Linked DNA regions of Mus musculus: region 2 is linked to region 1. A link is a loop called in an ENCODE intact Hi-C map of the cell type or tissue named here. Cell type or tissue: gastrocnemius. All regions are shown on one strand. Each heading gives the region's core, and the rest is flanking DNA. Links, peaks and the distances in the headings are about the cores only.

Region 1 (5,391 bases), core at 102-5,101:
GCTGGGTGTGGAACTGTTAGGTAAGAATTCATACTGTCTTTGACAGAGTCACAGACACAGTCACTGACAGACATGTTTCAGCTGTCAGCTGCTTACCCTGCTCCAGATAAATGTATTGAGGAATTGGAAGCTGGTCAAAGAAATCACTGTGCATCTTTCAGTATAGACCACTTTTCTAGTGTATTTCTTGTATTTTACTTCCTATTTTCAATGTTAATATTTGTAAAAGTATTCTAAGAACATAAACCAGATTTAAATTATATTTCAAAACAGGATATAAAGTTAAAAACGTAGACTAGTTGATAGTTTTCATATGATTTTATATCAGTACTGGGCACACTTAATGTTTCTACAGTCTACCTACAGACTTAAAGCCATATATATATCAGACCGAGCACCAGGGATGTACTGGGTGTGACTCCAGTCTATCCTGTGAATAAGCCGTGTTTTGGTTTCTTCACCGATTAAAATCTATTTATAACTCATTCCTAACAGAAAGATGACAATTTGGGAGTCCAGTGTAGTATTTATAAGCAATTTCCTTTAGACTAGTAAGTCTTCTGTAACTGAAATACAGGTTAAGGGTGCTTTCTTTCTCTGACTGAAAACTCTCACTTGGTGTGGTATGTTCAAATACAATCTTATAAAATCAGTGGGGTCAACGTGTTATGACTCAAATCTTGGAAAATCCGACTGTTTTGGCTCACAGTTCACTCACTCCATGCAGCTGTTACAGTATTCACTGCTCACTCTCAAACCCCGTTAGTACACAAGTGTAAATGTGGATCTTACGCGTGAGGAATTGTGGTTTTGAAGATATCCAGGGTGCAGTTACACGTTTTATCCCAGATTTCAAGAGTAAACTTTTCACCATTCAGAATAACCACGTTTTCTAAGCAGTTTGTACCAGATCGTGCTAACTGCTCATTGTCTAGAAAAGAAAAGAACAATTCACTTACATATCCCAGCATCACATGTCATACTTGGTGTTAACATAACTGGTACACACCTACCTTGTTGTACACACCAGTAAAGCTGGGCAAAAATATCATCCAAAAGTACATCGCTGAGAACTTCTAAATACTGGGTGAATACATCACATATTGCATAAAGGGCATGGTTACAAGTTGTTGTCATCCATTCAGCTTTCTGGGGGTGGGGGGGGAAGGAGGTCATGAAATGAAGGTCATGCTGTCCACCAACCATTAGACTCTGTCTCAAGTCTCCTCCCTCAAATTACATTAAACATAATTATAAAAGTCTCCACTTAATATTGATCTATAGGACAGGGAGGAAAAACGAGCCTCTCTAGCCACAGAGCCTGAACTATAAGTGTTTTATAGTACGTCATAATAAACAAAACTAATTTTACTTTGAAATTCTTTTCTTTTATTAGAATTCAGAATCTAATATTAATGAAAGTTTCGGGTATTTCTTAGCTGTGACTATAACAAAATATGGAAGAGAAGCTGACAGTTTAACAAAAGCAATGAATATAAAAAGTAAATCACTAATTCAGTCATATTTCCAAATAGTGTTCTTGCTAATGAAAGAAAATACTATTTGTCACGTATTGAAGAACTTCTAGGAATTCTTTCATGTCCAACGTGCTTCACTTCAGACATGAGCATGTACTGAATGAAAACCTGAAGACTGTTCTAACTTTATGCTAAAGGTATTCTCTTACCTCTGTCTGCTGTTCTGGCAATTTCATGTTGTCAAAGATTCTGAAAACAATTCTGAATAAGTCCTGCCACCAATGTTTTTCATAAGTGTGGCCATATGTTTTCATTATTTCAAACATTACTGTTAAGCCCCTAAAATAACAGAACACAATTAGGAAAGCTGTAACGTAAAGAAGCAAAACTTCCTAAGAAAGGGTTAAAAGTTTACAAAGTTACGAAAAAATCAAAGTTAATACTTGTTAAAGTTAACACTGGCTGTTAATGCATATTGAATATGATGTAATTCAAGCTGTAAAGTTACAGGTTCCTTTAGGACACAAGGTTCAGAAAATAAAAACTGCAAAAGCTCTGACCTGAAAATCATTTATTTTTCCTTTCCCACTCCTACTAGTCTAGCTATTAAAACTGTAAATGGAGCTGGAGAGATGGCTCAGTGGTTAAGAGCACTGACTACTCTTCTGAAGGTCCTGAGTTCAAATCCCAGCAACCACATGGTGGCTCACAACCACCCGTAATGAGATCTGAAGATAGCTACAGTGTACTTAGATATAATAATAAATAAATCTGTGGTGGCTTGATTAGGAATGGCCCCATAGGCTCCTATTTTGAATACCTGGTCACTACAGTGTAGCACTACGCGACAGGGATTAGGAGGTGCAGCCTTCCTGGGGGTAGTTATATCACTGGGATGCGCTTTGGGGTTTCATATGCTCAAGTAAGGCTCAGTGTCTCTCTCTCTCTCTGCTGTCTGTACTCTCTTGGCTCTTTCTCCAGCACCATGTCTGCCTGCCTGGCGCCATGCTTCCTACCATGGGGATAATGGACTAAACCTCTGAAACTGTGAGTTAGGCCCAGTTAAGTGCTTTCTTTTATAAGAGTCGCCATGGCTATGGTGTCTAAGCACAGTGACTAAGACAGAAATGCAGACTGAAGTACGCCATCATTCGAGTGAATATTAATTTTGCAGAACTATGGGAAAGGGTGAAAGGGCTCACAGCATTCTAAGAACAACAACCACCACCACCACCACCACCACCCCTTGGAAAAATCTGTATCCAAGGGTTACAGGGACTTTCAGCTACCAGTATGGATACTGCTCCCATAATATCTCCACAGAAAAGATGTATTAACCAACCCACTGAGGCCTAATCTCCATGATCTGCATGTCTCTTGGTTCCTGCTATATTCTAGGCAGTGCTAACAACTTAGGCAAGCAGTCAGAACGTGATGAACAAATAAAACACCTAGAGATCATACTGCCAAGCTTTTAAGCACTAAAACTGAAATTGCCTTTCTGATTTATTATCTTTCTTGAAGTAATACTTTTATTAAATGGTCAGTTAAAACAGAAATGTCTCTAAAATGTTCCAAAGGACTGTCCAGAGCCTAGGTCACATGCTGTTACATTGCCCAGGCCTTGCACATGTCTGAGATGTAGAAGATTCTCAAAACATGTGTTATGTGGATAGGTAAAATAAGCCTGGTCTTTTCAGGTGCACCTCAGCCTGTAACACCTAATGGTATGTTATAAGCAAGGGCAGAGACTGACCTAAAGTGACTTCCTTTCTGATGTTAAAACTGTACCCATCAAAATTAAACTGGGAATTACAGTTGTGGGAGGGTTCACTGTTAGAGCTTTATTTGTTATAGCAGAAATGCTGATGAAAAAGGCTATGATCCAATGTAGGCTCAGACAGTAGCTGTTTCTCAAAAAGCTCAGTACTGTCTATAGCGTAGCAGACATTTTACTCTGTACTTTCACAGGGTAAGCTGCTTATAGAGGCCCTCTTAGCAACCTGTTAAAATCCAAGACTAATTATTTAAAAATCCCTTAACCATGTGGGGCTTACCCTCCTAGCATAAGCACACGGGAGGGAGGGAGGGGCAGAAAGGACGGGGTGCAAAGCTCATTTATTTTTAAAAAATGGTTCTACTGTTTTCCAGGAAAGAATTTTATCATTAACTGCAGTTTCTGAGAAAAAGTTAAAAAAAATGTTTATAGTATTAAACATAAAAGTTAAAAATAGACTAAAATTTCATTTTGCACTAACATCTAGTAATCATTTTTTTAAGTAATAATATAAAATGTGCCTATCTAGTTCTTTTTTTTTTTTTCTTTTCTTTTTCATTTTTAGAGACAGGATTTCTCTGTGTAGCCCTGGTAGTCCTATATATCATTCTGTAGATGAGGTTGACTTCCAACTCAGAGAGATCTGCCTGCCTCTCCCTCCCAAGTGCTGGTATTAAAGGCTGCAGCTGCTACAGCCACCACCTCCTCCACCACCTCCACTACCACCACCACCACCAGGCTACCAAACTTGTGTGCTCTCTTGAACTTGCTCTTCCCCCACCCCCAATTGTATTTGGAATTTGAAAAATTCATTCATTTTAGTTGATGATTAAAACTTGAATTGATCAATTTAGTCATAACATGTTTACTGTTCAATAGGCATTAAAATTGGCTGTGCAAATAGAGTGTAATATCCGGGGTAGGCTAAGTTGTACTAATTCTTAATATATTTGGTAAAAAAAATTTTCTGGTCTCGAACTGTAAACTTGTTTGTATCCAAAAGAAAAGTTAATTAAAACGAAAATAAATCCTGCAAAGCTTAAATGTTCAAATCCGGATTGTTACCTGGTTCTTACATCTAATTTGCATCTATTGATGATACAAGACAACTCAAAGAGGATCGGGAACCACCCTCTCACCCACACCCTGTCTTCAGGTGCCACGCTCATGTCATCACTTGTGTACTCCTTGAAAGCCTTTGAAGGAAAAGGAGGTATCAGTAAGGCAAAGCTAAATACTCACATGGTCAATTTAATATTTCTCAGGAAAAATACTAAGTGCTTTACCAATCACAGTGAGAAATAATACATAGTAATTTACAAAAAGCTAAAGACTTATACACTGTCTGTAAAGAGCCTTAAACTAAATTTTTTCTTTTTATTTAAACAAAGTTAGCTTTTCAAGGCTCAGCAGTTAAGAGTATATCCTACTCTTGCAGCAGAGCTGGGTTTGGTTCCTAGCACTCCTGTAAGGTGGTCTACAATAGCCTGTTAACTCCAGCTCCAGGAGTGCAGATGCTTCTGGTCTCAGTAAAGACCTACCTACACACTGTGCACATACTCCTTCTCAGCACATACACATCACAGACTCAGATATTCAAATTAAAATTAGCAGCCAGATTGTCAACCCAGCATTTTATTTCAGTGCTTAAGTACACATTCCCCCACAGCTTAGTGCTGCAGAGCACAGGCAGACAGGCAACGAGGTAAGATGCTTAGAAACAGGGCCAGACTTCAAACCCTCTCTCCTTTACTTGCTTTGCTATTATGGGCACATTTTAAAACTTCTCTGTACCTGTTTCCTTATCTAAATAAAGCTGTAACACTGCCTGCCCCACTTAGTGTTATGAAAATTAAACTAATAAATACACATAGAACACCTGACAGCTACAGTAAAATGGCAAGTACAGTCACTGGCCATGTTAACTCAGAATCAAGTTCAGACTGATTTTTGGGCTCAAAATACATGCTTCCTCTACCCTGACTTCCCAAACAAATATAGATATAAGATTGTACTCAATATTTAAATTTTGTTTACTAAATGATGTATACCTGCGGTCTATCAGACACATATTTTGCACAATGGCGAATAAGTCGGATTGCTTCCATACTTGTGTCTGGGAAAGCTGCATTACAT
Region 2 (5,391 bases), core at 189-5,188, 50 kb after region 1:
TGGTGAAGACTTTTAAACCATGTTGTAACTGTTAGTCCTTTGGGAACTCATGGAATTAGACCAACTGCATTTTATATGAGATGTTCATGAACCTCTCAGGGTAAAGAGCAGAATGTTAGTCTATCACAGGCTTATGTGCTTGTGGCACTATTTTTTGGAGGTGTCATTAGTCGGTGGGGACTGGCTGGAGTAAGTAGTCCCTGGGAGATAGGCCCTCACCCCCTCTTCTTTGCTGCCTAGCTTCCTGGAGAAAAGTTGGGTCCAGCACATGCTTTCTGCCATACTACAGCCCAGGAGCCCTAGAACTGATTGATCCTGAACTCAAATCTCTTAAAATGTGAACCAAAATATATCTTTTCTCCCGTCAAGTTACTTCCTCAAATACCCATCACAGTGACATGAGCTTGCTAACCATGCACCAGTAGCACCTGCTCTCTGTTTAGGCAAAGTGCTAGTTTGCATTGTGTTTATAATATGACTATACAGATTCCGTCACATTCAGTGTGCCAAAAGTATTAGTGCTTTTCTCCAAGTACCTTGTATACTATCATTGAATTCTGCCAATAGTATTACTAAACATCTAGTGTATTGAGCTTTATAACTGGGATGCTACCAATGAAGAAAAGAGGTAACAGCTTAGAAAAGCATATTTAAGTGTTGTCCTTTAGCTAATTTTTGGTATCTTAAATTTTAGTAGTGTTTCTATCCAGAGCTGATCAATATGGCTCACTGAGTCCAAACGTTTGTATAAACAGTTTGCACCATAGTGAACCAAGTTTTCTTGTGGGAGCTTAGAATTTTAGTGCATGTTAGGCAGAAAGTACGATGTGTCAGCAATTAAAATTTTAGTCCTCATGCCTCAAATACATATTAAACATTTTGTTAATATTTAATAATTTGATACTGGAGGAACTAAAAATATCCTAGTTCCTGAAAGTAGACAGCTGATTTCCTCTAGAGTTTACCTCCTATCTCTCATCTGTCTCTTCCTTTAATAGTATTACTCTGTACCTTTGGCTGTAATAAAACTTCTCAATGAGGACAGCTCTTATGTTGAGTCTTGTGAGTCTTCTCAGTGAGTCAACACACTGTGGAGCAGCCCTGGAGCTGCGTGTGACATACTTATTTTCTCTTCTTTAGCTCCTTAAGTGGCTAGAAAGCCTGTTGCCTTAAAGTTCCTGCTTTCTTTCACTTTGTAGTCTTACTACAATTAGACCAGTCTACCGTGCTAGTCTCTTACAGGGCTTCCACTTCGCAGACTTAGTTTAGATTTCTCATCAAAATTCTCAGTTCTAAAATCTCCAAAACTGATTCTGTTGGCTTTGAATAAAATCCAAAATTCTGACTTTGGAACTTATAACCCTGTTAAATTGCTTCTATAATTTTTTTCTATTATCGGACATCTCATGTATTATACCAACTCACCACTCTTAAATCTAATCATCTCTTTATGTTACGCAGACACTCAATGCTGCGACTGTTGCCAGATCCATTGCTGTGACACATATACCATATATCTGAATAGCCCTTCTTGTAGTTAGCAATAGTTTCAGAGAGTAAGTGAAGTCCAGAACGGCAACTTTAAAAGGAGAAAAGTGGCAAAGTACTTTAAGTAAAAAATGTAACAATTTTACATGGAGAAAAAGTCCTACGCTGAAGTTACTACAGCAACTGTGGAGAAAGATGCTTACTGGTTTGCTGATCTACAGACACAGATGTCTGAGCACAGGGCATGAGAAGGGACTGCACCTGTATACCTGTAGAAAGGAAAAGGGGTAGATACAGGGTTTGATGCTATCTGGTGGCTAAAAGCATCTCACTAGAGATCTTAGAAAGCAGCCTGAATGGGCCGGGGAGGGGCATACTGCATGTGGCTGACATACACAAACATACAAACACTAATTTCAGAATTTACAATTTTACTCCTTTGGTTCCATATCATAGTATTTCCATGGTCAGATGAAATCCTGTAAAACAGAATAAACTAATTTCAAATAAAGTACACTACCTCCAACAATGATGTTCACCATTTCTTCTACAATGCTCTGGACAATATCAAGTGGCTTTTCTTCATAGTCTCCATCATACAAGATATCATTTTTAGATAATGCTTTGAAAGACAAAAATTTGAGACAACATTATTTTAACTTTTTAAGAAACCTCTACTAGACATGTATAATGAAACACTTTTTAAAGAAAATCAAATGGGTGTAAATATTTTGGGACACTACCTTGCTAAATTTTCAGAATTTGTGACCAAGTCAATACTTAAGTATTTTTGAAATTCAAACTCACTTTAACAGGGTTCAATCTGATTGAATAGCTATTAACTATTCAACTTAATGAGATTCCATAGATTAGTCCTACAAAGACTCAAACTTCTAATGGTATTCTAAATAAAGCACTTTTAATGTCTTGTGCACATTGACATGTACTTAGTACATATAAGTCTGTACTAAACCTTATCCAACATCAAACTAAAGTAACTAAATCTTATTTGATATAATTATTAATATTGCATTTTACTACAGAAAATACCTAAGGAGACAGATATTGAGCCACTTGGGACAACATTAGTGTTTTGCTCACTCTTTCTTCACATAAGAATTTACATTTCTAATGTAAAACTGAATTCATGCTTTTTTTATTAAAAAAAATAAAGAGAGACATATTGCAGGACTTCTGAGCAGCTAAAGAAAACAATGGAATCTGAAAGCTTGTATAGATGGCTACAAAGAGGATGCTGAAAGTGTCTCAAGGTGGTTCAATTAGCTCTAGGATGCTCCAGGAACCTGGCAAACACCCCCCTATGCCAAATGGCTGCCAACTTTGTATCTTCTGGCTACAGTAATGTCTCCACTGCTCCCCAAGCAGACTATTATAAAGGATTATGACTTAACAATGCTGTTTTTCCAAAGTCTGTCCTCTCTATAATTGTGCTGTTTTTAATCTACTACCTGCCACGTTCTACAACATAGGCAGTGTCACAGTGGGAAATCTGTTAAGTGTGTTCAATCAGTAAACTTACCAGAAAAAAATAGCCTTTATATTCCTCTGTGGGGAAAAAAACTTAAGTGTGGGTATTTTTCTACCATTTCTAAGCTTTTATTTTTGTCCTATAGTTGGCTAAAACACCTTGAGTCTGAAAACAAATTTCTTTTAAAAAAATGATTTCTTTATCTATTTTGTGTATGAGTACACTGTAGTTGCCTTCAGACACACCAGAAGAGGGCACTGGATCCTACCCATTACAGATGGTTGTGAGCAGGCATGTGGTTGCTGGGAATTGAACTCATGACCTCTAGAAAAGCAATCAATGCTCTTAACTGCTGAGCCATCTCTCCAACTCCAAAAACTATTTCAATGTGAGTAAATATACAGAACCACTATCTAAAAGTATCTACAACATAGTAAATAAATATTCATGTGAATTGACAGAAATGTATAAGTGATTAATATATATATAATACACAAGAACTGCCTAGAGAAGTTAGCAATACCTACAATAATATAATACTCTGTTATAATAACAAATAATGTGCAACTTTACTCAACTAATCAAGTTGTGCTCTAAAATATGCACTCTGAACTCAAGATTTATTTATACCAGATGTTAGAACAATGCCTTCATGGTCAAAATAATCCCTTCCTTACTGAAAACCCTGCATTCTATAAGACATCTACAGTGGTGTCCTTACACATAGTACATGTTTCTCTGTTACACACAGCCCATGTTATTTCTGTTGCAAATATTTTCCCCATTTTCTAGCTAATCATTTTTATCAATTACAATTCAACGAAAACAACATTGCCTTCTCTATATATACACATTTTCCTAATTTTCCTCAACCTAACTACCTACGCATGCCACCTCTAGGAAACCATACATTATACCTTCATCGGATCCTTTAGGTAGGCTAAAAGCAGTAAACACATGAAAAGCAACTGCTGTATCTATCATCTTAACCCAAAATTCTAGCATTGAGAACATAAAACACAGAATGCTCAACATATGTTTGCTGAATGTAATGAACAAATAAAATCCCACCTTTGTCAGAGATCAGCCCTTTGAATCAACTTAAACATGTAGTGAAAAGTAGGATCAATTTGGTCAAAAGCAATTTAGGCAAAACACATGGATTCCGTTGGTGAATTTACCTAGTGTGAATAGCTGGTTTGCCTAAGGTAGCTTTTTCAAATAAAGCAAAAAGAAGATTGGAAAAATGGCTCAGTTAGTAAACTGCCTGTCATGGAAGCATGAGGACCTGAGTTTGATACTCAGAACTCATATAAAATAAAGCCGGGCGTTGGTGGCCCACGCCTTTAATCCCAGCAATCGGGAGGCAGAGGCAGGCGGATTTCTGAGTTCAAGGCCAGCCTGGTCTACAGAGTGAGTTCCAGGACAGCCAGGGCTATACAGAGAAACCCTGTCTCGAAAAACCTAAATAAATAAATAAATAAACATAAAAAAAAATAAAAAAGCTCAGGTCAGCACTAGGGAGACAGAGGCAGAGGGGCAGAGAGAGGCAGAGGCAGGAAGATCTCTGTGAGTTCAAGGCTGGTCTATACAACACATTCCAGAACAGCCAAAGCTCCATAGCAAAACAGCAAAACTTCAAAGCAAAACTACCAGCTGGGCATCAAAGGCAAATGCTATGCTCAGCCTTACCCCAAAGGACCTGTTTTTGCAAGAATATATAACTATACTAGGTGCTAAGAATAGAGACTAAATGCTGAACTATAAAGAAGACATTTATACCATCGTCTATAAAGATCAAGAAAACTGCAGATGAGGGAACCAAAACAATGTAAAAATACGGAAAGAGCTACAGAATGCCATCTTTCTTCTAGGCATGATACACCCATTCCAATCATGGACTCAAAGCAACTGTACTTGCTTACACACAACCTGCATAAGAACGGGCCTGTTAATGGCCACCAGATGGGAGAGGTTCTCAAGAGATTTCCTTCCCCCAGTTCTGACTGAACTAGTGATCAGTGATAGATTCTAGAAACTGGAGACTCACTCCCCACTATCCACTGCCATCAGGGCTCTCTGGTAAGCCCACTACACGCCAACAGATTATCATATACTCAGTCACATTGATGGCCCTGGTTAAACACACTTGGTCACAAAAGAAACAAAAACATGAATATGAAAAAGGAACTTGTATGGAGAAGAGGGGTGAGAGGTTAGAGTAATCAGAATGCATTGTACACATGTAAACTGGGCACGGCAGTATGTTCTTATAACATCCGTTCTGGGGAGGCAATGTCAGGCAGATCCTTGGGGGCCGCTGGCTAGCCACCCCAGCCTCACCGGCGAGTCTCTAAGCCAGTCAGAGTCCCTATTTAAAAATAAAATGGGTTTTACCCAAGGAATGATGCTTG

The links. A loop is a pair of places that touch in the nucleus more often than their neighbours do. Peaks named below come from ENCODE experiments on the same cell type or tissue, not always from the same donor. Only the 100,000 strongest peaks of a DNase experiment are listed, where the experiment ranks them.
Region 2: it touches region 1 in a loop (1.8-fold over the local background); 4 of 42 quality-filtered maps call a loop at or near these places.

The regions. Positions count from the first base shown.
Region 1 is chr1:10,152,594-10,157,984 of GRCm38, forward strand. Arfgef1 (ADP-ribosylation factor guanine nucleotide-exchange factor 1(brefeldin A-inhibited)) reads right to left here. Exons shown (of 38, transcript NM_001102430.1): 27 at 5,307-5,391; 28 at 4,321-4,451; 29 at 1,688-1,817; 30 at 1,014-1,149; 31 at 793-931. Among named protein-coding and RNA genes, the nearest start is that of Arfgef1, 77 kb to the right of the region's middle. In gastrocnemius, for the core only: no CTCF peak of the experiment used is centred there; no DNase peak of the experiment used is centred there.
Region 2 is chr1:10,202,800-10,208,190 of GRCm38, forward strand. Arfgef1 (ADP-ribosylation factor guanine nucleotide-exchange factor 1(brefeldin A-inhibited)) reads right to left here. Exons shown (of 38, transcript NM_001102430.1): 7 at 2,009-2,110. Among named protein-coding and RNA genes, the nearest start is that of Arfgef1, 27 kb to the right of the region's middle. In gastrocnemius, for the core only: no CTCF peak of the experiment used is centred there; a DNase peak (open chromatin) is centred at 2,804.